2 separate regions of the Homo sapiens genome follow, and region 1 is linked to region 2. Evidence: read pairs that join two places in POLR2A ChIA-PET (ENCODE). Cell type or tissue: OCI-LY7. All regions are shown on one strand. Each heading gives the region's core, and the rest is flanking DNA. Links, peaks and the distances in the headings are about the cores only. Region 1 overlaps FLI1 (Fli-1 proto-oncogene, ETS transcription factor). Region 2 overlaps FLI1 (Fli-1 proto-oncogene, ETS transcription factor).

The links. Peaks named below come from ENCODE experiments on the same cell type or tissue, not always from the same donor. Only the 100,000 strongest peaks of a DNase experiment are listed, where the experiment ranks them.
Region 1: POLR2A ChIA-PET joins it to region 2 with 25 read pairs; 2 of 35 experiments call an interaction of 5 or more read pairs at or near these places.

Annotation. Positions count from the first base shown.
Region 1 is chr11:128,713,623-128,729,131 of GRCh38, reverse strand. The region is part of intron 1 of FLI1 (Fli-1 proto-oncogene, ETS transcription factor); the gene reads right to left. Among named protein-coding and RNA genes, the nearest start is that of SENCR, 25 kb to the right of the region's middle. RefSeq lists enhancers at 2,163-2,222, 2,243-2,342, 2,367-2,866, 3,113-3,282, 3,323-3,402 and 5 more. In OCI-LY7, for the core only: no CTCF peak of the experiment used is centred there; no DNase peak of the experiment used is centred there; H3K4me3 peaks cover 1,695 bases; H3K27ac peaks cover 4,000 bases.
Region 2 is chr11:128,801,512-128,817,020 of GRCh38, reverse strand. FLI1 (Fli-1 proto-oncogene, ETS transcription factor) reads right to left here. Exons shown (of 9, transcript NM_002017.5): 6 at 11,590-11,655; 7 at 9,782-9,841; 8 at 7,817-7,864; 9 at 3,754-6,562. The coding sequence ends at 6,033. Among named protein-coding and RNA genes, the nearest start is that of KCNJ1, 58 kb to the left of the region's middle. RefSeq lists an enhancer at 1,446-1,555. In OCI-LY7, for the core only: no CTCF peak of the experiment used is centred there; no DNase peak of the experiment used is centred there.

The DNA of each region.
Region 1 (15,509 bases), core at 4,101-8,100, 88 kb after region 2:
CATCCGATTACAAAGCAGAGGTGCCTAGCAGAAGAATCCCTGCAGCTGAAACTCAAATGACCGTCCTGTCTTTAGGATTCACGCAGGAGCTCAGCCAGCTCTTTCTAAACCGAGGCAGACACGGGTAGCTGTGTCATATCTGTGTAGACCCAAAGTGGTTCTCAACTCCTTGAGTCAAAGAACATCAGGCAGAAGGGTGTGTCTCTGGCGGTTGGAGTAGAGGTTGCAAAAAGTTGTAGGTTCCTCTCATTTCCTTCACCCCACCCTTGGCTAGGGGACTAATTGAATGTGGTTAGTTCTAGATGGTTCATCATATCCCTGGACTTGATGTAGCCAAGGCAGGTTTACCTGATACTCAGGTACAGCTGGGATGCCCACCAGGGCAAATGGGGAGTGCAAATGAGAATTTCTGTGCCTGAAGGGAAGAATCCCAATACAGAACGCACTGGAACGTTTGCCTTGACTCTGCTCCTTGTTTGGCTTCCCTTACTGCAAAACAGGAGTGGCTCTGGTCACAAGGACACTCAGGGCATACTGGGTGCCCAAGGGGAATGGACAAGAGAAGGCATAGAACCTGCCTCAGGGAGATTTTACTCACAGGGGCCACTGCAGTTATGGAAGAAATGTTGTTCAAAAAGTGTCCAAGCGTCAACACGCAGGAGCACCACCAGCAGCAGGCCAGAGAGGGCGGTCCAGCTCCAGAGGTGACACAGCTAAGAGGTGCGGCCTCTGCCGCAGCACCCTCATTGCGCAGCAAAGGGACACACAGGTGATTACTAAGCTCTTTTTGGCTCTGGCGTCCCATGGTTCTGTGACAGCCTCTGCCAGATAGTTCATTAAGGATGAGGCCAGACCCTCCCTGCTGCCTCCCAAAGGGAATCCGGAAGTGCACTGCCTAGGCCAAGGCATGCCCATGTCCTGGCCGCTCCACCTGCGTGGTGAGCTGGGTGGAGACAGCGTTAGCCCCCGGCCTGCTGCACTATCAGACTCCATGGCATTTGGGGCTGCACCCTGTGATTCCTCTTAAAGCGGAGCTACTCTGCTGAAGGCCCAAGGGAGAGGGCCACGTTTTGTGTTTTGTTTTGTTTCAGCTTGTGAGGAAAATGAACTTGCTAGTCAGTATGGAACTGGCCTGAGGGGAAGTGGGTCAGGGAGGGAAGCTTTACTTCTGGCCGGTGTGGGACAGAGAAGAGAGCAGGAATGCCTGCTCTTCTCCCCGCTTTAACTCCTTACCTCTCCACTTAGACAAAGCTAGGTCAGACATAGAGGACAGGTGCCTCTTTTGCTCTGAGATGGGCTGTGGTTGTGGGACAGGGTGGCTGGATGCAGTGGTGTGCTGGAACTGGCTCATGAGGTTCCTGAGAGCCAGTTGCACGCATCTCTTCTCAACTGCATGCCCAGTGGGAGCTTGAAGCTGGGCATCATGAAATAAGTGCAAATTACACAAACCTGGAGAGCCAGTTGTTAAGTGTTTATGAACACATGTGGCTGAATGCACCTCCTTCTCAATCAGATGGGACTTAAATCTATGTACCAAGGTCTTGGGCTGCAGCAAGTCAGCCTTTGAAGCTGATACATCAGCCCTTTCCGCAACCACTACTCTAGACCTGGCCCTTGGGCTCTGTCCAGGTCCTGGCTGCCTGCATCTCACGGAAAGGTTGAAACAGGGCCTGACTTGCTGAGATCAGCATCTAGACCACCCAACTCCTTACACTCTTCCTCTTGAGGACTTAAAGTGGCTTGCTATCGCTGGTTTTCTAATCCATAAGCTATAAAGTATATACATAATACTAGCCATTATTGATTTAGGAGCTACTGTTTGCCAGGTATGGAACTAAGGACTTTGCGTAAGTTATCTCGTTTCATTCTCACCATAGCCTTATGAAATAATTTCCTCATTTTATAGTTCAGGAAGGTGAGGCTTGGGAGGTTACCCAGCTTATAAGTGGCAGAGCTAAGATCTCAACTCAGATCTGATTCTGAAGTGTGCTCCTTCCAAAATCTACATTCTTTCAACTACGGACATGCCTATTACTAATACAGAAGAGGATTCTCCCTCTTTGAAAATATATCCAAATATTAACGCCAGGCAGGACCTTCAAGAGTGGCACAGCTCCCAGGGCCACCATGCAATCAGTATTGCCCTTCCCAAAGACACAGCACCCTCCCCTGCAGAACACACTTCCTCTTCCCCCCTCTGCCCCAGCCGTTGTCCCTCCCCTCCTTCAGAACTTAACTTCCTCCTTGAAGCGTTCTGTCATTAACCCCATTCCGTTTTGATCACTTCACTAACTTTGCTTCTCCTCAAATACTTATAATATTCACATAGATTTCTGCTGCCCTGTTTTTACAACCGTGTCCTCTGGCTGTCCTTCATTAAGCTGCACCTATGGGCAAAGCACCCCAAGACACTTGTTCCACTGTGGTCTCTGGGGCTTGGCCTCCTCTGTCTCTGTCTGTGGGCCTATGGATGGCCTGCCTTTCCTATACAAAAGAGGGCACCGCCCAACTATCTAGCCAAGTGACTCAAGTATCCACTTTGTTCTGGCCAGAGGCCATTGGTATGGAGCTTAGGCGGGGGTGGGGGTAGGGGGGTGGGAGGGTGGCAGGAGAAATAGCCAGGCTGGTTAGTGTCCCTCCAGGAACTCTCCTTCTCCAGTCTTCATCTTTGATGACACCTGAGGATTTCCTCTGTCCAGCCTTGGGGCCAGGCAGGACCCTCATTCTCTCCAAGTGGATCTTCCCTTGGGCTTCCCGGTTGCACCCCCAGCCCCCTGCACCCCTGGATTGAGTTGTAGGTTGAAACTAGCCATAGAGTAGGAGTCTGGGGCTGGGTTGGGGCAGCGTCTTAATGTGTAATCGGGAGTGTTCTGAAAGGTGAGCCTACACAGGGGAGCATGGGTGGGTGTCAGCTTCAGGGGAGGGCAGGGGGGCTGAGCCAGCGGTTGGGGGAGATTTATGTCTGCCAGTCATGCTTCAGAAGCTTCTGAGTGGATGGAGAGGGGAGACCGGACCTCGGGGGTTCTGGAAGAAGACTCAGTAATGTGATAGTAGCAGCTGGTCTGATTTGCATCTGGGAAGCTGAATTTTTCAGAGGGCTCAGCTGAAGCACGGAGCCATTCCAGAGAGGCCTCCCCTGGCCAGCCAGGATCTGGACTCCTCAGTCCCCTCCGGCTTCTCTTCTGCCTTGTCCTTGTCCCCTACTGTCCCCATGCCCAGGACACATTTGAATTCCTCCTCACTGTCAAGAGCCAGCTGTGATCTCACACTGCCTGCTTCTGCCCTGAACGTTGACAGGCTTTTTCTCCTGCACGGACTGCCACTTTTAGACTGGCACACAGTTTTCACAAGACGGGGTTTTGTGGTTTGGGTTTTTTTTTCCCTTCATAAGTTTGCAGCTGCTAGTTTTGAAACCACCAGCCCTGAGGCAACTCAGACACACACACACACACACAAACACACACACACAGAGAGAGAGAGAGAGGGAGAGAGAATGAAAGAAAGGATGATGAGATGTCTTTTTAGAAATCATTTATTACATTCCAAAGGTCCTTCCTTCATCTTGCAGTCAGGCTTCAGTTGGTGAAAGGTTCCTAGACACATTTAAGGGTTTGTGGGCATTTGCGGGCACTTGAGCATTGGGGTAGTTCTCATGAGGTGTGCCTCCCATGCTGGGTCCCTGGCTGCCTGAGGCTGACAGGTGAGTGGTGAGGGGCCAAGACTTTTGGTTATGATCTGAAGTGGACCGGCCGGCCGCCTTATGTCCTGCTTGAATGTGTGTGCATGTGGATGCACTGACATGTGCAGGTTGGAGGCAGGAGAAAGGGGAGGAAGCGGGAGATACAGGAAGACCTTGATTGAGTTTCTGAGAATTATGCAAGAATCACCTTCAGGCTCACCTAACAGGTCCCTTTGCCTATGCAGCCATATATCTTTAGCTGAACACAGACTTGAGGCTAGAAGAGCCCAAAATAAACTGAAATCAGAACAAACTACTCATCTTCAGCTCTCCCCTCACCCTCACACATCCACTGGTACTTGTGGTGGTCAATTATAGTTTTTATCGAAACTACGAGAACACCTAGAGTCTCAGCCTAGCATCCTCCCCCTGGACAGAGCATGGGGGACTATCAAGAGGCCACGCTGTCAGCCCCATTCTGGGTGGCTTTTATGCCGTCTCTTTGCTGGCATTCTTACTGAACCCCATCATTCTCTGCAGGCTTAATCAAACACTTTGGCCAGTGGGAGGAGAGAGAATCGTAGTGATATTACCAAGGAAGGGAAATGAGGAATGACTGGGCCTCCTAAATAAGGCCTGCTTTGACCTGAGAGTGAAGAAACAAATCTGGGACACTGGGAATCTCTACCTCCATAAACCCTTGTGCCTCTCCTAGAACCATGCACCCATTTAGATCCCGTATCAAGACGATGTGTGCTCTTGTTTCTCCTCACCCTTTCTCACCACTCATTCCTTACCAAACTTATTTAGGGTCCCATGAGGCTCAGGCAGTGTAGGCAGGAGGGCTTGGGATAGATTTTTCTTTGTATCATCCATACTCGATTCAGTGAGTGTTCTGCATGTGGTAGACACTCTATAAGTGCTTATTTAACTCAATTGAACAAAATGTGAGTTGTCACATCCTCTTCTGGAAACCTGCACTGATTTTCCCATCATTGACAACAGAAAACCCAAATTCCCTATAGCCTGGCACAATAGGCTTTCTGGGGTCAGGCCTCACCTGTGTCCTGCCTCCTCACCTGCTGCCCCATATCCGTGGCACTCTCACTGGCCTGGCACCATCCCATGTTCACACCCTTTCCGTGCTGGTCCCTCTCCCTGGAATACCCTGTCTGGTAAATTCTGAGTCATGTTCAAAATCAACTCCAGGCCAGGCACGGTGGCTCATGCCTGTAATCCCAGCACTTTGGGAGGCCAAGGCGGGTGGATCACCTGAGGTAAAGAGTTCGAGACCAGCCTGCCCAACATGGTGAAACCCCATCTCTACTAAAAATACAAACAACTTAGCCTGGAGTGGTGGTGGGCACCTGTAATCCCAGCTACTCAGGAGGCTGAGGCAGGAGAATTGCTTGAACCTGGGAGGCAGAGGTTACAGTGAGCCCAGATGGCGCCACTATACTCCAGCCTGAGCGACAAGAGTGAAACTCCGTCTCAAAAAAAAAAAAAAAAAAAAAAAAAATCAACTCCATTGTTCCTCCTCCTCTATAAATCTGTTCCTGACTCTGTTGGGTCTTTCCAGTAGAGCTGGTTGCTCCTGTGGTTGGGTTTTTGTGATGTTTTGCACCTAGCACCATGAAAGCACTTGTTTTTAGTGTGAGTGTTCATTTACACCTCTTTCCTTCAGAGGATCTTAAATTCATCAAAGACAGGGACCATGTCTTATGCATAATTGCATTCTCAATTTGGCACACTGCCCAGGATAGTAGGTATTCAATAAAGGATGATTACATTAATGAAAGAACAAATGGGTTGCATTGATCTACTTTTGGAATCTCAAGCAGGGTTTTTCTATACCTATCCTCCTTCTTCCCCTTTCTTTCCCATATGTCACTGCTTCATGGGGCTCAGCACATATATGGCAGCAGGAATGCACCTCTTTTATTTCTTTTTCTGGAATGTCTCCATCCTTGTGCACAAATTTCCTAAGATTACCCATAGTGTTCCTGCTCACCATGCTTCTTGGGTTTCTGATGTTTGCAAAGACATTGACTCATCACCTGGAGACGTAGACACCCATGGAGATGGGCCTTCCTGCACCACAATGTACCTCCTCCATGAAGCCCTCCTACATGAGTCCAAGCCCACAGGGAGCTTCCATCCCGCCTACACTGCCTGAGCCCCCACTTGCTCCTCTCTTCTCTTTAATTGTGCCATGGTGCCAGCTGTCATGTTGTTATGGAGTGAGTGTTTGTGTCCCTCCCCAGACTCATACATTAAATCCTAACGGACAATGTGATGGTATAGGAGGTGGGATCTTCAGGGGGTGATTTGATCGTGGAGGTGGAGCCTTCAGAGCGGGATTAGTACCCTAATAAAGAGGACCCAAGAGAGCTAGCTTGCCCTCTTTCTACCACGCAGATACACAGTGAGGAAGACAGCCCTCACTAGAACCCGATCATGCTGGCACTCTGATCTCAGACTCCTGGCCTCCAGAACTGTGAGAGATAAGCATTCACTGTTGATGAGCCACCCAGTTATGGGACTCCATTACAGCAGCCTGAACAGCTAGAACAGGGATATTTTTCCTCCCGATTGTTTGGATTCTCCCCCACCCCGCGGTTCCCAGAGCTCGATAGGAGAATGACTGCACGAGGTGTTTCCGCACGGCTTTTCTGCACACTGGCCTCCATCCCTCATTCCCCAGGCTCTGTGCTTTCCCAAAGGGACTTTACCTCATCTGAGTAGCTCCTGATCTAGCAATATTAATCCACCACATCTCAAGGACTGTCATTTTTGTTATAGAATACATCTTTGATAATTTATACATTTTTGGAAGATAGTTGCACTTTCCTGTGGAGGTCACGCAAATCTCTTGGTTCAAATACAGGTTAAAAATGGTAAGATTCTCCCCAGCAGACAAAGCTGCATTGCCTGAAGTCTGAGCAAGCAAATCCTGCAGTGTTTGCTGGCACTCTGGGCAGTGGGCACAGCAGGAATGGCATTGTGAGGGCCACCTCTGGCTAAGCAGCCAAGGTGTCCATAATCACCAAACTGGCATCTCCAGGCTGCTCTGCTCCTTGCCTGAACATCCTCCTCCTGCCCTTCTCCCTTCTCCGAGAAGCATCCCTTGACCTTGTCAGCTTTTCCTCTGCTTTCTCCCCTTCCTCTCCTCCATACCCTGTCAAAATGTTTCAGGTTTTCCATATTCCCAGGACCTTGCTAGGCTCAGCCATATAGTAAATGTCATATAGTCGTGTGTCAAATGTCATATGGTTAAGTCACGTCAGGGGGTAACTTTTACATTTTTACATGAACCTCCTGGACGTTCAAAGGAGTGAACCCATGGCAAGGATTTCAGGCAGACAGAAACGTGATGGAGGTTTCTGCGGGGTGGGTCTTTTGGAGCATCCTACCATACTACCTGGGCTGCCTCCCTCTAAGACCAGCTGCAGACAGACAGGAGAAGCATTCCCACTACTCAAGATGACCAGGGAGCCTCTGACTCTAGCCACTTAGTGGGGCCTTCTTAGGCAGGAAGAGGAGGGAAGCAGATCCCTCAAATTAATACCTGGCCTGAGTCACTGGGCTTGGGATTCAGAGTTTGGAAAGTCACCCAAATGCCTTCATTCCCAAACCTGACCTTCTAGAGAGCCTGGAGCGGGCAAGCTTCAGATTCATTTGTGTCAACATGTTGTTTGGTTAATGTAGCTGAGCATCTAGGCCCATTTTCTTAGAAACAGGAAATCCCAGAGTGCCAAGAGTAAACATCCCAGCCCCCAAAGGTTTGGGTTCATGTAGGAACTCCCTGACCACAAGGGTCTGTGGGTCTGTGTGCTTGAGCCAGGCATGCTCTTGCACCCATAATTGATCTTGTATAAAGAGATGGTCTCTCTACAGCTCAGCAGCTGGACTGTGAGACTGAACCATGCTTGAGGCTGGTTGGGAATAGGCTAAGGACAGGGTCACAATTTCAAACATAAAGCAAAAATGTATTAGGGCCTTTTATAACTTGACAGGCATCTCCCCTGCAATCCCCACCACAGACTCTTCAATTCTAGTTTCTTCTCTTTTTATTCTTTGTTTCTTCTGTGACAGCAGGGACCTCGTCTGTCTTCGCCTCCATTCTTCCATCCCTATATTCTACACCGTGCTGAGAATAGGAGGTGCCAAGTACAGGCTGGCGGAATGAATGAATGATTGAGTGGATGGCACCATGTGAATCAAGGCAGCAGAAGAAGGCATCCCTGAAGGGCTTGACCATTCCAGCTGTCTGTGGTGCATCCTACAGGGGTGAGCTCCACATAGTTACTAGTCTTAAGGGGCTCACAGAGAATTAATTCTCTCTCACGAACTTGCCAGCCCCTAGTTGGCAAGGACAGATTCTCCAGAAGCTTCTCTGGATTAGTTGAGAGAGCTCAGGTTAGCTGGGGCTGGAGGAGAAAACACTGGCTGTGCAGAACTTGACTGGGTGGAGGGGGAAGGGCCGGGGGTGGCCAGAGGCGGCTTCTGTTGCACAGAGGTCCGGCTTGCTCGCCAGACAAAGAGCCCTCAGAAAGCACCTTCCCCACCTCCGCCACACACAGAGAAGGCGCAGAGGGCCTGGCCTCTTTCTTACAAGGAGCCCGGCTGACCCTGTTGCTGTGAGGGGCAGAAAGAGAGGCAGGCAGCTGCTTGGAGACGCGGGAGTCACTGAGCAGGGCCCGCGGAGTCTGACAACGGAAGAAAAGAGGCAACCCTTCTATTATTAGTGGCTGCTTTCCACGTATGTGTAAATCAGACAGCCTATGCAAAAAGAGGCCTCCTGGTAGCAGGAAATTCAGAGTTGTGGGTGTCTTTGTGCTATCAGATCGGGCCCTGGGCTTGCCTGCAATCCGGTCTTGGACGGGCTTCCATCTGGGCTGCATTAAGAGGCACAAGGAGGTGAGCGAAGGCCCGGCTTGGCCTCCCCACCCCCCAGTGTTTCTGGTTTTATGACTCTAGGGGGACTTTGTGACTTTTTAAACATCGTCTTTTCAGCATTTCACGTGGGCTCCTTTTTAGAGCCTATACTGAAGATTTTATGAAAATACAAAAGAGATAAGGCTGCGTCTGTTACAAAATGCCATCCCAGGTCCAGAAGCTGGGCATAACTAAAATAATATATACTATTCCAGAGCCCAGGACTTGACTTCCGTGTTTAGTGGTTTGCTGTACTTCCATCAGAAGTAGTGATATAGTGTAATATTTAATGATACAGGAACATGGCCGTAATTTAATATAAAGAGAATAAAAGGAGGTTACAAAGCAATATGATTCTGGCTAGATAAAATAATACATATATGTCTATATATTTGCATTATAAAGACCGGAAGGAAGGGCACCAAAATATGAATCGGCTGCTTTCTGTATTGTGAGACTATGCGTGCTTTTACATTCTTATTTTGAAATTTTCTATACGTTTTAAATTTTATACAAGGATGAAGTGACACTTCTGCAATCATTATTTTAAAGAACTTAAACGATGCACGTAATGAGTTTTAAAAAAAAGTAAGCCAAGAAACAGAGAAGAAGTAGTAGCACCTGCAGGATGGGCTTACTAACTTAGTCCTGTTTCTCAGCAGCCTTGGGTGGGTTTTCCATGTCCCTTGTCTCCCATGGCCCTGACTCCCTCTCCTCCCTTTTTCCTTGCCCTGCATAGCTCTTGTCCATTTCAGCCGGTGACTCCATGCTGCTGGAGCACCTTGCTTTCTCACAGCACTGACCTGCCCAGCGCCTTGCCCTTGCTTGTCCCAGGAAAGCAAATGAGGCCCCAGAAACATGAGTAGACGGGATGAATGTAATTCAGCTCCCAAAATTTGCAGTAAGTCTCCGTTGCCCTTCAAGTCCACCAGAGATCGTGCCAGTCCTTAGAGCTTAGACTGAATGCAGAGCCCTCGCTGTCTTTGTATAATGCACTCTTTGACAGCTAATTAGGTGGATTTCAGCAACTTCACAATGTCACATCTATCAGAGGCAGGCAGCCTGAGACTCCCAGGGGAACTTATTCAAGCTATAAGTAAATAAATATTACAGATTTTACACACACACACACACACACACACACACACACACACACACGGGAAAAGGGGAGAAAGAGTACACACACACGCAGACCATTTTGTCCTCACAACATTACGAACTGTTTTTTTTTTTTTTAATCTAACTGATGAGGAAACTGAGACTCTGACAGGTCCAGTCACATGGCCGGAAATGGCAGAGCTAGAATTTGAACAGGGTCCTGCCTGTCTCCAAAGCCTGGACTCTCCACCAAAATGCCTTCCCCTCTCCCATACTGCAATCCAGGCAGGCCACTGTGGGTGTAGTGAGTCCCAAAGCTCCGTAATTACAGGGTTCAACTCTGCCTCCAGAATAACCATGACAAAATTTGTGGAAATGTTCACAACAGCTCTTTACTTCCAGGTTCTGAGATCAGAAACGGAAGTTTCAAAATACCGAAAGTTCGTTTATGTTGAACATAGTGCTTAGGCTAAAAGCAGGAAGTCCAAGAAAGCCTGATCTCATGAGATTTTTTCAGCCCAATTTGGATCCACATCTGCACTTCTGGATTTTCCACTGAGTCTAACCTCAGCTGCTCTGCTGGTCTCACCGAGTCTGCACCTCCAGCATGGGGCACAGATAAATAACACAGTCGACTGCTATTCACTAAGATTTACCCAGGGATTGGCCTCTTGAAAAGTAGTGAGCTTGGACAGGCAGTAGAAAGGAACAATTGAAATTTGAAAAATAGGCATTTCTTTTCATAAAGCTAAAAAAACCCAAACCAAAACAAACAAAACTCTAAACAATAACTCATCCAAATAATGGTCTTGCTGTTGTCTCCAGGTGCAGGAAACAAGTGAAAAAGAATCTTACCACCTACTCCTTCCCGCCCCAGTCCTGGTTTCTCCATTGGTCAGTATCCGGCCAGCAGAGGGGAGGAGAAGGCAGTGGCACTTAGTGGTGTGCCTTGGGCTGCCAGCTCTGGGGGAGCCTCTGAATGTTGGGGAGACTCATTCCCGTATCCCCACTCCCATAGCTTGAGGCACTTTGGAAAGCAAGTTTCTCATGTTGCAGATGAGGAAACTAAGGTTAGGAGAAGTGGAAGGATTTGCTCAGACCACACACATCTAGTGACGGCAGGAGCTGGGATTAGAACCCAAATCCACAAAGATGTGGCCTCTTTTTTGAATCATAATAGCTGCCCTGCCTACCTCTCAGCATTTGAATGGATTAACGGACATGATAGGGTTTGCAAATGACAAACATAAAGTAAGTGTTAGTTGCTGTATCTTGACATATTCCAGGTAGTGGCTCAGTTAGTCTTGCTGGTGCTGTATTTAATTTGGGTCCCATTCCAAGTGTAGAGTTTTCTGGGGATGCCATTATCTATGAGGCTTCTCTGCCAGGAGGGCTCAGAGGCCCCCAAGGGAACACTCCCTATACACACAACATCCCCAGCAACACCTTAGAGATCCTTTTGGGAACATCTGGAGGACTTCTGGATCACAAAGATCTACAGTGCACTGTGGTGTGAGCTCCTCTATTCAGGGACTAGAACTCATTCTTTTGAAGCACAATTTCAAATCAGCCACACCCAACTGCAACAGTCCAGGAGAGGTAGTAGACCACATCTTAGAGCCACCCCTTTTCAACTTCAGGCACCCAGGCATGCAGGGGTTACTGACTTGCTTTGTAAACCTGTTCAAACTAGGTGCAAAGTGGATGTAGCATGACACATTTAGCAGATGTATGGCCTGGAGTGAATGATTTAACTTCTCTGAGCCTCAGTTTCCTCATCAGAATGTGGTAATTGCAATATATACTCCTGGGTTGGCAAGGGAAGTAAAGGGGATGTTTATAAACCGCCTGGCATGCACACAAACAAAGGCACTTCCTGCCTGCCCTGCAGTCCCAAACTGCCCTTTGGGGTAGACCCTCAGCACCTACATGCCTTAGAAACAGCATCCCTGGGCTCCAGAAGGACCTCCAGAATCTGGAAGAGCAAGTCCTTAAATCTTGCCATATACTATTTCGTTTTCAAGGAATTTCTTACAGGTAGCAAGTATGAAATAAATGTCACACGATAGCAAAACCATCATGCGTGTGCTTTTCTATTAGTGAGGTCCTCCTGGGAATCTCCTCTCTCCTTACACAGGTCCAGTGAGGCCTCCTTAGCCCCATCACAGGTGTGCATTCTTGGCTGGGTGCTCTGGGTTGTGATGCACTTGGAGCAGGGGTGAGGAGGGTAATCTCCCCATCGCTTGAAGCTGAAGTGGGAGGAAGCAAGGCCTTTCATGTGGCAGGGTCAGGCATTCTCCCCAGAGCAGCGTGTGCCCCGGAAGCCAAGCCGGTAGGACCAAGCAGAAGCCGCCACTGCTTCCTCCCTACCTTGGAAAATTACACAGCATGCCACTTTGCCTGCTGGCTGCCAGGCAGATGCCCTGCTGCTTTCTGAAGCTGTCCTACCTCCTTAGGATGAAAACAGCAATGTGCCCATGCCCACAGTGACGAGCATGCCCTGCCTTCTTCCTCCTCCCTGCACTGGAAAAAGTACAGGGTCTGTAAACAAGTCATTAGATTCAAGATCCTGCCCAATTTAGACTCTTTGTCTCAGTTTTCTCCAGAGTAAACTGGCGGTCACACCCACTCAAACCAAGCAAAGCCCAGAAGGAATGCAGAGCCCTGTGGCCAGGCTCACCGCAGCTGACCCTGAGATGCCCAGAGCTCCAGCCCTCCTGGACTGGGAGAGGAGAGTGGGAAGCCCAGAGCACTCCATTCCATCAGGAGCAGAGCAGCGGCTCTGATGGGCACACGGCTAAGATCCCAGTGTCTAGGTTCAAGTCCCCAAAGCAGCTTTTACTTTTGGAACTAGCTCTCCAAACTATCAAAAATCAAAAATCCACCTCCTTTGAAGTCTGGCAAGAAAACCCCCACGATCAGCTTCTCTTTATTCCTGTACTTCCCGTACAGGCAGGCTTCTAGAAAACAGAGGTTGGAGAAAATGAAAGTCAATGCCAAATACTAACCAGACAGAAGAATAACTGCTTTTCCCCACAGCACCCCCACCCCCAGCTCTGGCATTATGGGCTGGGGAACTGGGCCCCTCTCCTGCTGCTGAGGATCTGTTTATTTTGCACTCCATAAAGGGAAACCAGGCCCTTTTCTGACATTTTGGCTTGGAGGGGGTGGGGAGAGAAGGAGGTCCAGAATTTAAACTCAAAACCAGATCAACTTCTCTAAATCTCCTGGTGCTTTTGCTATGATTCCTAAATGGGCTGCATTGTATGAATCAGGCTTTTTACTCCCCCAGCCAATGTGCCTCCATTTCTAACAGTCTGGCTCCTAACCCTACCAATGCCATAAACTGCCATGACCCCTTATTGACTTCTAACCATGCAAATGCTTCCCCAGATGAAATTAAGGACAGGCATACTCACAGGCAGCTTGGCAGCTCTCCCTGCCTCTCCTGCAGGGAAATCTGTGCCTACATCACAAACCTTGCTCTCCTTAGTGGATGGTGGCTTCCTTTAAACAATACAACAGGGAATTTCCTTTGTCCTGGAAATGTTCCACTTGTCATTAATGTTATCCTTATCAGCAGACCACAATGCAACCAGGAGAGGCCCCAGCATGCTCAGGACTCGTGGGGTATCATTGCAAAATGTTTTCTTCATTTTTTTTCCTCTGCCTTGAATTCAAAGCATGACCTTTACGGGTGGAATTCAATCAGGTCATCTCTCAGATTCCCCAGTGGGAAAATAAAAGTGGCACAAGCAAAGCCTATTGTTTCCATTGCAAGAAGGTAGAAATGCTGTTTTCTCTCTAGATCATCCAACTAAATGAGGTGGGATGGGGGATACGGAGATAATAAAATGACCCTTACAAATTGAGATCTTATTAATAAAATATAGCCTCGGTCCTGGTAGTCCCATGGAAGTTGCACAGCAGGGGCTCTGCAAATGTCATTGACTCCTCAACTTTTTCAGTCCTTCACCATGGCTTTCACTATTTTTAATGCAATTCATTTCTATTTGGACAAGTTTGAGAATAAATTTTTGTTTTCTTTAAACAACAGGCAAGCAATACGTTAGGAAAAGGGGTGGAGGCATGTGGGAACACCAGAAGGCCAGAGGAATTGCAAAAATAAACTTCTGCTAATGGTAACACTCTTGTCTTCCAGGGCAGGAATAATTAATTGTATATGTTTAATCACTTAGCAACCCTGAGCTCTTATTCTGAAAATCTCAAAATATTTCACATATGCAGTGAGTAAAGTCTTTGGTATCAGACAGAACCTGCTAGCTGCACAACTTTTGGCAAGTCACTTGAGTTTCGTATGTCTTGGTTCTTCTCACTGGGTGCGTGCGAGTCATGATAGATGGATTCCTTGGGGCTGTGGTGGAAGTCAAGTGCTAAAATGCCTTCAAGGGCCGGGTGCGGTAGCTCACCCCTGTCATCCCAGCACTTTGGGAGGCTGAGGCTGGCGGATGACGAGGTCAAGAGATTGAGACCATTCCGGCCAACATGGTGAAACCCCGTCTCTACTAAAAATACAAAAATTAGCTGGGCGTGGTGGTGCGTGCCTGTAGTCCAAGCTACACGGAAGGCTGAGGCAGGAGAATTGCTTGAACCTGGGAGGCGGAGGTTGCTGTGAGCTGAGATTACACCACTGCACTCCAGCCTGGTGACAGAGCAAGACTCTGTCAAAAAAAAAAAAAAAAAAAGGTCCTTCAAGTGTTTAGCACAGTGCTGGGCTCATCAGTAACTACTCAGTAACCATCATCATCATCATCATTATTGTTATTGGCATTACTGATATCTCCTGCCAAAGTTGTTTAAAGTAATAATGAGGTAAAGGGAACAGCCATTCCAGAAAAGATCTTAAAAGCCAATCCCAGTTATCAACCTCTGTAGACTCTCTAGAATCTTAGACCAGAGGGTTTCCTCAGAAATTCTAACAAACACCAGATATAGACAGCATGCCTGTTTAGTAGGTGTTTCTTTTTTTGGTCTTGCAAAATGCTTTTACCACCATCTTTATTACAACATCACTTCGAGGTAAAATTATCATTGGAAGAATCTCCCTGTTCTGCAGTTGAGGAAACTGCAGCATGAGAAGGCCCACATCTTTGATGGAGATCAGGATAGCAGTTTATGTCGGCGCCAGCCAGCGCATCTTCCAGAGCTCTATTTGCCAAAGAGTTGCCGTTTTTTTTTTTTTTTTTTTTTCTGGCCAGTGAAGAGTTATATCAAGTTGAAACCCAGAGCTTTCATAGCTGAGATTTCTAAAGGTGGAATTCAGCCTCCTAGAATCTTCTTGACTTTGAAATTTCTGGATGCATTGCATAGTAAAGGCATATTAACCTATAGATATGTACTCTATGCACTCAGTAAAACATTAGTCTGATAATGCCTTCTAAGGTAATTGTCCTCTCACAGTATTCTTCATTACACTCTACTTGCCTTTACTGAAGAAGAGAGTGGCTAAGAAAATGGCTTATGGCCACACAGATAATGCCTGGGGGGACTATGGTTAGGATGACTAAGCTCAAGGTACTTAATTTAGCAATGCCCCGGGTGGCCATTTCATTCATTCACTCATCCAGTAAAGACTTATTGGAAGGCCTGTTCTCTTTCATACTGACTCCGAGGCTTATCTTTCAGGGTTCGGCCTAAATGTCACTTCCTTAAGGAAGCCTTTGACCTCTGAGACTAGGTTAGGTCCCCACGTTGTGCCCTCCCGAGGCACCCCATACTTCCCCTTTCATAGAACCCTTTGCACTTATAACAACAAGCTCAATAACTGTTTTTT
Region 2 (15,509 bases), core at 4,287-8,286:
ACCTTTTGCTCCAAAAGACTGCAGTGGTGACAATCAGCCAACAGTGCATGGTGCCTCGGGATTACATAGGAGTAATCCGCTTGCATTAGTTATTCGATTCTCTTGATTATACTGGACTATGTAGGAAAAGGTTGTTGTTTAAATGAAATATACCCTTAAGCATTTGGGGTTGATGAAGCATGGTTGGCAAATTTCTCTTAAATGATTCACTAAAAATTGTTCGTCGTACTGTTCTAACTTTTCTGGAAGTTTGTGACTATTTCAAGATTTTACAGTTTTTTAAAAAATCACAATGTATATTCACAATACAGAATAGAATAGAATAGAATAGTGTGGCTTCACTCTATCTTAGATCAGAGAGGAACAGAGACCTGTACAGAGTTTTGAAGGTAAAGAGGAGTTGCCTCTCGATGAAGACAGTAAGACCTTGGCAATAATACCTAGGAAATCTTGCAGTTTCCTAGTTCTTTTCAACATACAGAGCATTTTTATGTACACTATCTTACTTAACTCCAGTGATACTCTTGTACAGTTATTAAATCATCCTCATTTTATAGATGGAAAAATCAAGCTCCGAGCTTGCCGGGCATAAAATCCCAGCTCCCAACCTCTATTTCTTAGCCGATTGAAAAATCCCATCCAACATTGCTGTGAAAGCACATTTTTAGCATTCCTTTATAAAATCTCATTTTATTTGCAACATCCTGCAGCTTGGCCACACGCTCCCCTGGCTTTAGGTGCACACATAGAGCCAAGGAAGGGCAAAAGCCCAAGTGGGGCACTGGGAGGGCCGTGGATGGGGAAAATGCAAAGACTCTCTGGAAAACCCAACTTATTTCTACTTTGCACCCATTTGGAAAATGTCTTTCTGACCACAAAACAAAAATGACCCTGCACTGAACTCCCCAAACAGGGTGCCCACCAGCTACCAAGGACTTAATGAATGTTCTTGAAAAATACTAGCCAATACTAGCAGACAACGATGATTATCCATAAACCTCCTGTACAGCAGTCTACAATGGGTTTTCCACACTGTCGTCCGATGCCTCACAGAAACTCATGCAGGAGGTATAACTCAGGTCCTAGTTAATCGATGAAGACAAGTTACCCAGTAGGTGGAAGGGCCAGCATTTGAACCCAGGGTTTCTGGCATTGTATTCATTTTCATTTGTCTACTCAAATTGCCTCTTTCCTCCCACTAAGAAAACATATGAGTTAACTCAGTTAAAATGCAGAAGGTTAATCTAGCAGTTGTAGGTGAGTGAGTGGTCTCACTGGAAATTTTTCCTGTCTCCCTCTAGAGCTTTTAAGCTGAGTGTAAATTGACTATGTGCTTAGGGATTTACCAGCTCGGACAGACTGAAACAATTAGACAGGAGGCCGCATCAGACTGAGAGAGAGAGACAGATCCCAGGCTTGTGGGCCCACATTCCTTTTAAAACTTCCCTCCCTATCCTTTCTCAACTGGCTGAAACCCTGGAGGTTTGACTGGCTAACCCACTTCCTCTCACAAGTGTCCATCCCCCGGGGGAGCCTGGGATTTGTAGTTTTGGTATCAGCCTGCCTTTCATAATCCCTTAGCGGGACTCCCTGGCTGAGGGCGTGTAGTGTCAGTTTCAGTAGCTTTCTACGTGATGAAATGCCCAATGTGCTTTCTGCAAAACCTGCATTCCTTCCTGAATAACAGCAAAGCTTCTGTATGCTCACCAGAACCCAGTCACTCCCCTGGCCCCCATCCCGGCTCTTATTACCTCTCCCATCCCTGCCCCCACTGATACAAAGCATCCTCTTACCTCGACCCCCTGAGGGCCTTCTGGACACAAGCTCAGTGGTGCTGTTGATGGTGGAGGAACTTCTGAGCAAGGTGTGGGAGTGGGGCTGGGCAGCAGACAGCCATGCTTAAGGGTTGCTTCCCCCAAGCACATTCCCCCAAAGGACACCTTTTCAAGAGTTTTTAAGGCAACAGGTTTACATGATGCTTGTAATGAACAGATATTAGAGGAAATACGGTAAGAATCCAAGTCCACAGAAACCACCTCTCACATGAAGTACTGCATTTTGTTCAGGTTTTTATTTATCCACTAAGCATTGCCTTGGGTTGGCAGTAACTTGGCTTGGGGTGGACAGATGCTGCTTTCCTCCCTTGTGTTCTAGAACCTCCTGATCTCATTTGGTCTAAACTAGCAAACCTTATCTGAGAACCTCTTAATCCATTTCCCTTTGTGTATGTTCATCGCTCACTTGCATGCAGATGTTATTGGTTAAGTAAAATAACAATCTTTTTAAGTGTCATTACATTTTCTAGTGGCTGTTGACTATTAAAAATGTTTTAAAATAACAGATATTGAAAATAGGCCCAGTGTGGTGGCTCACGCCAGTAATCCCAACACTTTGGGAGGTTGAGGTGGAAGGATTGCTTGAAGCCAGGAGTTTGAGACCTGCCTGGGCAACATAGAGATACCCTATCTCCAGAAATAAAATAAAATAAAATAAAATAAAATAAAATAAAATAAAATAAAATAAAATAGAACTTCCTTTGTGTGGGACTCAACAACATTTTTCGACACTGAAAAAAGATGACCTCTGCTATAGACTGACTGTGTCTGTCCCTTCTCCCAAATTCATATGCTGAAACCTAATCCCCAATGTGAAGGTATTTGGAGGTGATTAGGGCATGAGGGTGGAGCACTCAAGAGTGGGATTAATTCCCTTATGAAAGAGACCCCAGAGCATTCCCTTGCTCCTTACACCATATCAGCACACAGTGAGAAGGTTCCCTCTATAAACCAAGGCAAGGGCCCTCACCAGACACTGAATCTGCTGGCACCTTGATCTTGGACTTCCCAGCCTCCAGAACTGTGAGAAATAAAGTCCTGTTTTTATGAGCCACCCAGTCTATGGTAGTTTGTTATAGCAGACCAAATGGACTAAGACGACCTCCTGCTAAAGGACTGTTGGTCAGTGTCCCAAACTGTGGGGAGGAACAGCTTCCATGAGAACCACTTGCAGGCCTGCATGCCCGCTTTGCTTGGCTGGCACTGTTTGTTAGATGGCAGAAACCTCATGGCACAGGCACAGAATGATCCAGCAGGGAAAAGACTGGACTAGCAGACAGGAGGGCAAAGATTCTGTTTGTCCTCTGGGACTAGTCCGCTGCATGCCCTGGAGCCAGCTAGCAAACGTTCAATCTGGGCATTGCAGGGGAATAAATGCCAGTGCCCCCTCTGTACAAATGCTTATGAGGAGAAAATGGTGCCCCAGTCCTGTCAGCCAGTGGGCCAGCTTCTGAGGCATAGGACAAATCACTGTGGAACATATTCAGGGGGCGAGATTTGGCTAAAGCTCTATGACTGTGTAGAGAAGATGAGCCTGAGCCAGTGTTTGAGTAGGACACATAAAGAAAACCTTTAAAAGAATGAACTAATGGGCTGAGCATCTTCTTACAGCACTCAGAAATATATGCCTCCATTTTCCCTAATGAATACTTTGCAGATTTCAAAATTGATGGGGAAATTGCGTGGCTAAGATGGAGATCTGCCAAAGAATTCAGCTAGTTTGTTCTTAAACATACCTGGCCTTCATCATTCCTCTTTCTATGCTTGGGCCACTAATACCAAGTTTTAATTTTCTCCTTTCTTGGAAGTCACTAGAAATCCAGTACATGCATACACTTTTTTCACTAAAGACCAACATCTTTGTTTTGAGAGTTAATAGCAGAGGATATTCAATATAGAGAAAATAGGAGGAAAAGAGTAGAATTTCAGTTTCAATTTATTTTTATATCACCATTTAAAATGTTCTATTTTGTATTTGTTTTCTAATATGAAGAATAATGTAACAGTTTGTATATATGATTTATAAATCAATGTGCATATGTTGAGAATATGTGCTTTACACATCTTTTTAAATGGCAGGGTGCAAGATTAAAAAAAAACTGGAGACAAATGTTCCGAAACACATCCCATTTCATTTAGGTAGACATGTTGTCTAGAAGGTACTTAGTGTTACCCTAAGAAGGTTCTAGGGTTACCAATGCTGTGAGTCTAATTCCTTGCAAATCAAGGACTTCCCAGGTCTCACTCTTTTCATTGTAAAATAGAGAAAATGAAAATAAGCTACCTAACAGTGAAGGAACTGGAGGCAAGTTTCTTCCTTGGGAAGAAAAATGACCTTAAAAATCTGCATGAGCCATAAAGTCCTGGTCTGAGACCTGAAGGAAGCAGGGCGCTTATTCTTTGCTGGAGTGGCAGAAGGTGGCCGTCTGGGTCTGAAGTGCCCAGGGGAGGCTGCAGAGTTAAATCTCACAGACCAGTCTGGATAGACCAGCTCGCTTTGCTCCAGTCCTTACATACAGGTTTATCCATGGCCTTAGCTGCTGTTTTATAAAACCCTTTTAGGCTGGAGGAAGATTTAAATAACACACACAAAAACACTACAAACATCATCAACAACAATGAAAAACCACACTGATTTTTTACCTTCTGCTGTACTGCAGTAGGTACATTCGAAAAATTCTTGATAGTGCAAGAAGTAAATAGGAAAGTTCCCCAGGGAAAACCCTTTGACCTAACGGGGGCGGTAAATAAGAAAACTGTCCTCAGCACTGAGAGAAGGAACCATTTATTTAGTCAAATTATTTTACAACATGGTCTTCTTTGACAGTTGTCAGCTTAACACTTAATATAGTTAAAAAAGTCAACAATTACCTGCAAAATTATATATATTTTAATGTCTAAAAATATGTTGCTTATATAGAGCAGGAAAATCCCTCCTCTCCACAAGGGAAAGTTTCGTTGTTTTTCCCAGAGCTGTGATTATTGCAGTACTGTTACACGCATTTCCAAAGCATTAAAGATCTAAATGGATTATCTTTTCCCTGCTTGTGTATGCCTGTTAAATAACTGTACCAGTGCTTTGCTTTCTCATAAGTCAGTGACTTAAACAGCCCTGTTTCCTTTTCAGCTATAGGCATATTATGCTTTTTAAAAACCAGCTATAAAAACATACAGACAGCCCAAATGTACAGATTGAAAAAAGATGTACAAATTACATTAAAAAAAATAACAGCGATTGATTCGATAGTAAAACTGCTTTTGTGACCGAGGTCAACTCGTTTATTTATTCTTAATTTTTAATTATTTATTTTTAATACTGTGAGATATAGGAAAATAACTCTGCATAATTTATACAGTAAGTTGCCTTCTGATTGGTTGGCCCTGGTCTGATGGTCTGACAAGCGCACAGCACTTGCGAATCTGCTTGAGTTTAGAAATCCCTACAACTTTTCCAAGTTCTGGGACCACTGTCATCATTTAAAAAAAAAAAAAAATTAGTAATTTAATTCCCCGTCTTTCAGGAATGTATGTATTTGCATTAAAATTTCTTAGTTCATATCTTGACTATTTCTAGAGAGAGTGGTCAGCTGAGTGCATACTGTCCACTGAGAGGGATTCTGCAATGCCCTTGGCGTCTTAAACACACAAACCTTCTTTCCATCAAATTCCAGTTGGGTGAAAACTTCACTGGCCTTACAATCAATGTTCCAGTTGCCATCCACTGAATTTGGTCCTCCTAAAATTAGATTATAAGCTTCCCACCTCTATTTGTCACTAAATCTCAAACCAGAACATGACGGGTTAAGTCCATGATTCTGTGTCATACTGAACCCCGTGTATTGACAAGAAACTGCTTTGGTCATAAAAACATAAAGAAAACGTACAGCTTCTTTCTCAGAACCATGACTTAACCATTCCAGTAATCTTAATATGCAACTCACAAGATGCTAGGAGACTGAGAATTCAAACTGGCATACTGGCCCATGGAATTATTCATCTCTTTGTTCAGGTAGAGGAAGCAAAAGTTACCAACATTAAAAAAAATGTTTTTAAAGAACAAATACAAAGGTTCTATCCAACAAGAAAGAACATCCAGTTTTGTCTTCCCTTCAAGGCCACATATGTCCTGTTGAGTCCAAAGCATCCAGTAAGTGTGCAGGATGGGCTTCAGCTAGAAGGCCACTGATGAGTAAGCTTCTAGTAGTAGCTGCCTAAGTGTGAAGGCACGTGGGTGTTAGGATGGCGGGGGACGTTGGGGTTGGGGTAGATTCCCCCCGTGGGGGAGGTCCAGTATTGTGATGCGGCTCCAAAGAAGCTGGAGGAAGTGACAGGCATGGAGGATGGATGGGGAGGGACAAAGTTCACCTTCTGCTGGTGGGCATGGTAGGAAGGCATGTAGGAGATGTCAGAAGGGTACTTGTACATGGACGACTCGGTCGGATGTGGCTGCAGAGCCTGGGCAATGCCGTGGAAGTCAAATTTGTAAGCATATCTTTTGCCGTGCACTTTGGTCATAATGTTTTTATCATAGTAATAACGGAGGGCCCGGCTCAGCTTGTCGTAATTCATGTTGGGCTTGCTTTTCCGCTCGCCCCAGCGCCTGGCCACCTCATCGGGGTCCGTCATTTTGAACTCCCCGTTGGTCCCCTCCCAGGTGATACAGCTGGCGTTGGCGCTGTCGGAGAGCAGCTCCAGGAGGAATTGCCACAGCTGGATCTGCCCGCTTCCTGCACGCCGTGAGGCAAACGGGAGAGAACAGAACACCTCAGCCCAGAGAAGGCAGAACCCAGTTCCCTAAATGCAGGGAGCTTCTCATCCTTTTAAAGAAACCTTTTGTTTCCTTCGACATTGGGATCGACTTGACAAGCCCTTCTTATGTCATTGTTGATTTGCCTTTCTGCTTGCCTTGGAGATGGGTATAATAAGCGAGGTTAGATCCTAAGATGCTTTGCCCCAAGGCCTGGTAAATGGAATGTGGGAAGTGAGGTGCAAACTCTGCCCAGAACTAGCTGTGTGATCTTGGGTGAGCCATATCCCCCCTCAATCCCTTTGGCAAGGCTTTTGAATCTCTTCATCTAGAAAGGCCTGAATCACTGACTGATCTCTAATTAGTGGTCATGTCCCCCAGGGAATTCCCTGTCAGCAATAAAAAGTCAGGGGCAAGGCATGACTGTGGGAGTCATTGGGAGAAGCTGCGCCATGAGCTTTAGCTTTTGGATGGACAGGACCTGGATTGGCCCTTGGCAGGCCCAGAGCTTGGCTTGCAGCTCTAAGTTCTACAGAGAACTTGTGCAGAGAGAAAAATACCCAGAATATGCTGGGTGGCTGCTTTCTCCTCTGGCAGTAATGACCAGGCACTAAGGAATGGGTAGGCAGAGTCCCTGGGATGGGAAGGTGAGTGGGCCACACTGCGACAAGGGCCTGCTAGCTCCCAATCTCGATGGACTTGGTTTAGAAGGACCCTCTTGAGAGTTATTTTTGATACTAAATCTTTAAAGTACAAGGTCAAATTGACTATATCTGCAACTTTTCCAGGACACATCTCTTTTATAAGGCCAGATAACTTGGCAACACTTTCTAAAATCACAAATAAAACCCTTTGGAATATTTATGAACTTGTGCCTGGCATGCGGGAGACAACTGAGAGCTGAGTGGAGTTGTCTTCTTTTCTTTCTTGCCCATTTTCTCTGATTGAAACGCCTACCTACCTGTGCCACTTATTACTCATCTACACCTAAGTGCACATGTGCAGTGCTGATGTGTTTATTCCTAGAAGTATCCTCAGCTAACCAACCTTGACACCTCATAACAAGCCCTGACCTGTTGTTCACATGCTCCAGAAACAGACATTGAACATTTCAAGGAAAGACGTGCATGTTACTCCCCACTCAGGTGTCTGGACTTAGGACAGAAGTCTCTGTGATTTCACAAAGCTACGAAACATTCTGGCAAAAAAGGCTTGCAGGCCAAGGTAAACTCACCAGGGTTGGCTAGGCGACTGCTGGTCGGGCCCAGGATCTGATACGGATCTAAGGAAATAAAAAAGGAAATTTGCTTCAGTGTTTTTAAAAAATATGACAACCGTACCAACCATAAGAAAACCATAAGGGTTTATACTTTTATTTCAAGATCACAGGAAAGACTGATTTCAGAAAACTTTACTGCTTTTATTTGCAGATCTCAAAGATCTTGATGACATTTGTGGTCTTCATCTCAATAATTACAGAAAGAACAAAGAATAGGAACAGGATTACTTTTTCTTATTTTGGCATCTAAAATGTGCAGATTATGTTGTCATTACCCAAAGCAAAACAAAGAAAACATTTGGAAAGGAACTGGATAATATTCAATGATACAACGGACAGCTGACTCCATGGGCTTAAAGCAGGTCTCATGGTTACTGGTCTTTAATAACTCTACCTAATACTAACAACATTATTAATCTGTTTTTTTTTTTAAATGTAGCATGAAAAACACATGCCTAGAAACCAAGCAGCCTGGGTTTTAGCAGCAGCTATGTGATAAACAAATAACTTGTTGGACAATTTCTGGGAATCAGTTTTCTCATCTGACAAATGAGTGGGTTGGGCTACTGGATTCCTCAGTTTTCTTCTAGTATAACACTCTGTGATTTGAAATGTCACACAAGCCAGAAATGTCAGCACAAACCAGAGTGTACATTTTAGCTATAAAATGACTATTCTTAAAATCTCACTTTCCTCAAAACGTATGTGTTTATTTAGCCATGAAAAAGTCTTTGCAATACTGGTTTAGGTGAGAGGTTTATCTCCTTTTTTGTTAGTTGAGGAAATCATGGTAGAGAGCTGGGTCTCGACTTGGCAAAATTGTCATGTATTTTGTAAAATTTTGCTATTTTTCAACTATAATTGCAGTTTTAAAAATATCACTATGATTTTTGGGTTTCTACTTAGAACCATAAATTACCTTCAAAAGTCCTTAAGCCCATTGAGACCATCTTTTCTCATCCACATCATTAATATGATAATTATTTTTGGCAGGTGATGACTAATGCATAATTTTGTTGTTATTGGACAGTCTTTAAAACTCTCTACATCTGACTTATGATCCACAGTCAGCAAATTTTTTCTTAACCTTCCAGGTGAAATGTCAGTTGATTTTCTCTTGCTCTGCCTTCTGTGGAGATGGGGAACAATGTTTGCCTACCCCAAAGCAAATGACTTGTTCAGAACTTCATCTCAGCTGCATCACATAAGAAGATAGAGAGAGGAGCTGGGGCTTGGGCACAGCAGCTGTCTTCAGATATGCAAAGGATTTCGGAGGAAGCAGGAGGAAGGCTTCTCCAGAAGGAAAAGCTTGAGTGGAAATTCCAGGAGGCAGACTTTGGGTCAGATAGTGGAACTGAGCCCAGCTAGAAAGTCAACGCCCTGTTTTACTACAAGCACAAGTAAGGTAGAGGTGAGGGTAGGATAGACCCAGAAATCTCCAAGTTCCTCTCCAATACGGAGTCTCCAGGTCCATGGCTTTCAAAGTTCCTCTGCCTTAATTGTTAAGCCAACTCATCACAGGATGGGGATATTTCTGAAAGTAAGGTTTGGTGAAGCATAAAAGGCTTGGACAGGAATTTGGGGGATCTGGGATTGTAGCCCTATTTCTTTCATTAACCAGCTGTATGGTTTTTAGCAAGTCACTTCACCTCCCCGGGCCTCAGTTTCTTTATTGAACAAAATAAAGCATTGGAATAGTTCATCTTCAAGTTCTTTCACCTTTGATATTTAACAAGTCTCTACTTGATGTCAGTACCTGTTACTTCATTCACAGGACTATTAGGGTCAAAGATAGACCCTCTTTGAGAGAAATAAGAGAAAACATATGTGGTATATTGTTTAAACCCTCCATCAGTTGACCATGTGAAATCAACAACTGTGCAGGAAGCAAAGGAGAGATTACATATCCTGGGCAGGTACCTGGCTGGGGCCGTTGCTCTGTATTCTTACTGATCGTTTGTGCCCCTCCAAGGGGAGGACCTGTGGCAAGAGGGAAAGAAATGCAGTGAGTAGGACCCAGCTCCCCGAGGGGAGCAAGACGTCTTGACAGATGTGCTTTCTCACTCATTCCTTCGCCCACTCTCCACTGACTCATTTATTCATCTTATTTTAGAAACATTTACCTAGAATCTACTATGTGCTGGCCCTGTTCTCCAGGCTGGAGATTCAGGAATGAACAAGCAGTTCCTGGTAGAACTCGCATTCCAATGGGAGAGACAATAATAAACACATTTTTAAATTCTTAAAATTTTGTCTTTGCTTAAATGTCACCTTTTCATTTTCAAATTTTTAAAAAGTAAACTAACAGTATAGCATCACTGATGGTACTGAGGCTGTGGATTTCATTTTCAAATCGGAAAGTTAGAGAAGTCCTTACTGAGAAAGTGACATCTGAGCAAAGATCAGCTGCTTCCTGGTGTCCCTGTCTTGTGAGTTTCCTCCTTGGTATCTCTCACACACCCCTTCCATTCCCATGATCACTTCTGCATCACAGATCTGTATTGCTTCTTGCATGGTTTCTGGCTTAGTCTGACTGGTGTCCTCATTACTCTTCTGTCTCCCCACAACCCACCATACACGCCAGTGTTCAAAACCTTAGTGACTCTTCATTGCCTAAAGAACTAAGGCATATCTTCATAGCATCATTTACAATTCTGTTTCTTACCTTTCCAGACTTCTTCTGCATCACACATCCTAAGCTCCAGGAACCTGAGGTCCTCACTGACTGTCAGACATGCCAAGCTCATGTCTTCCCCAGCCCATATCGCCACAGGTCCAAATCCTGCCTCTCCTTCCAGAGCTAACTCAAGTGCTACCAGGTCCACAAAGCCTTCCTTGATACCAACCAGAAGAAAGGAGTTCTGTGTGTGCTTGATTTCTCTCTCCCGCTTATGGGACCAGTGCATGTCTGATTCATCTTTGTGAATCTTATATTGCCAAATGTCATGTGCAGAGTAAGTAAATAATTAATACACATAATTGGAAGGGGTCTTGGTTATTGTTTGGGCATTAATTTGTAACCCCAACCTCTTTCTTGAAAGAATTCCCTTTACCACCTGTTCATGTGCTTCATATTTTGCTTCCTAGGCATGGCAAGTTTGATTTCTGGTACAGGAGTTCATGAGTCATTCTTGCCCCTTATTCTCTTACTGGGGGATATTGGGTAGACTTCGACATGTCATCATCTCACCACTTGGTGGAGAACCTGATGTCCCAGACCCCCCGGCATCTCCTCATCAGGGACAGAAGATAACCTGTTGAGGAGATGGCAGGGTTCTGAGACATCAATTTCTCCACCAAGTGGTGAGATGATGATATGAGGAAATCTACCCAGTATCAAGGGGAATGGGGAAATTGGTACGACTTAGCCTCAACAGTTACGGGAGCAAAATTATAGAGAGTCATTATCTTGATTTAAATAACAAAAGCAAAACCCAGTGACAGTGACCATTCATTGGTACAGAACCTTGTCTCAAGAAAACCTTCAAATTTCCCATGTTCTAAAACCGAGCGCAATAAAACAAAACTCAAAAATCTAAACGAAAATCCCATATCATCTTTCAAGGACTGGTATCATGGAAAGGCCCTAAATTGGCAAATAATTTTGATGTCTACTCAAAAAGCAGGGAAACAAATGCTTGCTGCTCTCCTGTGTCTCATGATCCTGTTCTCCAATCCTGTCCTCAGAAACATGCTTTCCTCCAAAGAACTATAAAACATTTACTTACTTTTGTTGAGGCCAGAATTCATGTTATTGCCCCAAGCTCCTCTTCTGACTGAGTCATAAGAAGGGTCTAATGAACAATAACAAATAGGGGTACATTAGCATCGCCTGCTTCTCAGAAAAGTTGCATGAGCATTATCTGTAGTGATCAGGAGAAATAAAATTCAATTCAGCAATGGCTTTTAAAGCATCCCTAAATTCTGGAAGTGTACTCACCCCCTGGGGTTGGAATATTAACACTCTGACTTTCAGAAGATTGTAGTCTTATCTGGGAGCCAAAGTAATGGGAAGAACCCTGAATGTGAAGTCAGAGGATTGGTTCAAGTTCTCTTCCTGACACTCTTTGTTGTGAAACCTGGGATGAATCAAAAGTCTCCTCTGGGCTTCAATTTTAATACGGAAATAAAAATTTATGTTTTATCTACCTTATGGGGTTGTGGAAATGATCAGATGAGATAACATATGGAAAAGCACCTTATGAAGCGTTCTACAAATATAAACTGACACAAGGTTAGACATTTCTTAAATGTCCATAGTTCTGTAGCAAAATCCTTCAAGCAGCTCTGAAGAGCAGGCAAGGTCTGGATTGGGTGAAAGGCCCATAAGAAGAGTGTCTCAAAGCCCATGGCCATGACATTCCTGGGGGCCGACTCCAGTCCCTGATTTCAGCACATGGATGATGTGGGATGACATCACAGCGGTGGGAGCACATTCCAGGCTCTCTGAGGGCTCTCGGGCTTTTCTATTGATAGTGGAGAGGGCTGGGCTGATGACCACAGAGAAAGGGAAGAGGCCAGAAATGTGGCTGGGAAAGGGGCTGGATCAGGAAATGAGAGGTTGGAGACCTGCTCCCCACCTGGGCATGACTAAGGGCTTGCTTCTCAGTTGTCTTGGAGAATACTCCTCAAATCGAACTTTTGTGATCGTAACCCCTTTCTTGAAAGATTCCACATGCTTCCATAAATGTGTTGAGAAATTGCTTAACTAACTAGCTGGAAACTTCTTCCTTCCCTTTCTCTTGGTATGAGTCCCATTGAGACATTGAGCAGGAATAGCAGAGGAGCTTGAGGATACAGAATTATGACCTTCAAAGTTATTCCATGAACAACAAAGAAACCATAAAAACCATCCGAACAAATGGAGCACAAACCTCATCAAACAACAGAGTCTGACGGGGTGAAACACAACCATGCCCTTCAGCCCCTTCTGAGCCTCTCAAACAAATTAGAATAAGAGTTGGGAAGACGGATGGACTCTGATTGCCTGGCCTCATTGTTTCTGGCTAAGAAGATCCAAAAGACAGGGACACTTTTTTTGTGGAAAAATCCACGTGCAGATGCACATTCCTCAAGGCTCTGGAAAAGCCCGTTCAGTTTTAAAATTACAGTCTTTAGCAACTGGCATGAAAAGCAACACAGAAAGTGAGGGGGATGGGATAGGGAGGAAGGGCAAGGCAGGGGACAAAAGAGAGAGACAAACCTCCACTCCTTCTGTTTCTGTTTGACTTTTTTTTCTTTCCTAATTCCTCCTCTAAAGGGATTCTTCTTGCTTAAAAACAAACAAGACAAATGAAAGACCAGCTTGCTTGCAAGCTTGGAATGAGGTGGAAGGCTCTGATGGGCATTTTCTGAGATGTCTTGCAGAGGAAGTGCAATGTTGGCAGCGGCAGAACATTTTTCTTTGAGCAGGAGGAGGCTGCTGCTTAGGCCTCTGGTAATAGATTTGGGACCAACTTCTGCACTGTATTGTGTGCATGGCCAGGGAGTGGGTGTGAAGTAATAGGAAACAAGTTCCTCGTCCTTGCATGTGAGTATGAGAGGGTAACTGTGATTGTGAGGAAACACGGGTCATGTGCCTAAGGCATGGAGGACACATAAAGGGTTCCTGGAGGTTGACAGAGAGGTGAGTGGAACTAGGGCCAGGTGACTCTTTGGAGAGGGGAGAGTGCATCAGGTAGGAACAAGGCAGAGGTGGGTGGTGAGATGTCAAGGTGAGGTCTAGAGACAGCCATGGGAGGAGCTGTACCACTGAAGTAGAGCAATGTGGAGGGAGAGGAGAGAGGGCCGAGGCATGTTCAAGGTCTTGCTGATGGTAGCTCAGCAAACTCTGGGACCTTGGCGTTGCAGGTGGGAACTAAGGGAGGTTTTGCGCTTGCAGCCATGCTAGAAAACAGGGTGTGGTGAAGAATGAGCTTGTGGTATGTGGGGTGGATCTGAGGGCCTGGGGGAAGGAGATAATTCTAGTGGGAGCAGAACAGAAAGTAGAAGAGAAGTAACACATTCAAACAAAAAATCACTAAATTCCAGGGAATCGTACATGTCATCTGAACTTCTGACTTGACTTCTGACTTACTGCATGGATAAAATCTGTCTCAAGTTTTCTAAACATTTTTTTCTGCTCAATCATTAGTCTACTGAAGGCTTCAACCCTCTCTGAAAGCTATCTGGTAACCACTCAGAATTATTTCTTTTGGAGCCCAAATTATGGCCATGGCTATAGTTATCGTTGACTTCTTATCGGCTTTTCTCCCTATTCTCTTATTCTAGTTCCAGGGACAGAGCAGGCATGCAAAAATCTGAATGCATGATGGAATTCCCTGTCACCAACAGAGGGCGGATGACCATGGGATTTTCCTGTAGCTCTGAGTGATGGAGCCTGGTTAAAGGCATGCCTTATCAGAGCAGTGGCTTGGCAGGCCCATCTTTCTGTGGTGCCCCAGGGCCTTAGGAAGGAGGCAGAGTTTTATGGGTCAATGTGCCCACAGGCCCATCTGATGGCAGAAGCTTGGCTAACAGGACTTTGGAAGTCCCAATCAATGCTACAGTCCTCACATAGGTGAAAAAGGAAGTGACAGAAACACAGAGGCCACCCAGCAGTCAGCCTGAACTGTGCTCTCACTGTGAAGTAATAGAGTCATAAATAGCAACAGGCCATGCCCTAAGCTGGTGTCTTCATCCAACGTCCATCCCAGCAGCCTGTGGAGTCAGAGTAGCAAAGACCACAGGCCTCCCTCTCATTTCTTTTTTATTCCCAAGTATTTGCATGGAAAATCTTCCCACTGGTACCTGGCTGCACAAAGGACAGCCTGAGCACATTGGCTCTGGGGTTTAACAAAAGCACTCCGTAGGCTCTGGGGCTCGAGGAGACGTCTGGTCAATGTAAGATTTAAGTTAAACCCAGCATTTTCAGAGCAATTTCTGCTCCAAAGAAAAAGCATGAAGATGCAGAAGGCCAAGAACTAAAGTCTTGCATTCTGCCCTAGGGGTATGAAGAACCAGGCCAGCCTTGCAGAGTAAATGAGATACCCAAGTAAACACCCAGCATAGTGCCCAGCACAGAGGTGGCCTCAGTGGATGTTAGCAATCAAGAATACGATTTGTGTCACAGACCAAAAATATTCAGACCCAGAAACATGTTGGGCAGCCTTCCAAATCCACATTAATTCCCTCCTCCCCGCAACTCCCTCATCCTCCTTCCTCTGCTCTTCCATTTTCACTTATCACATAATTTAATCAGTAATTAATTTGTATTTGTCGTTTATGGTTCATATCCCCCTCCCTCCTGAACATCAGGTCCATAAGAGTAGGGATCTCTGTTGTGTTCTCTGATACATCCAAGCACTTAGAACAGGGCCCCACACAGAGTTAGTAGACTCTAAGTATTTGTTGAATGAATAAACTTGGCCAATATTTTCTCCTACTTGCTACATACACACAATTCTTCTTATTGTTCATGATATCACTAGCTGAAGAGAACCCAGTGCTCCTACCCTGACTTCTTCACGAAATTAAGCCTCCAGGCAAAAGATTTCCATCTGGGGTGTTGAGGGGTACAGACTACATCACTCCTGTGTCCCCTCTGAGTGGACCACAATCCACCTATTTATGTATGAGGCATAGGCTAAAAGCTTGTTCCCACAGGGAA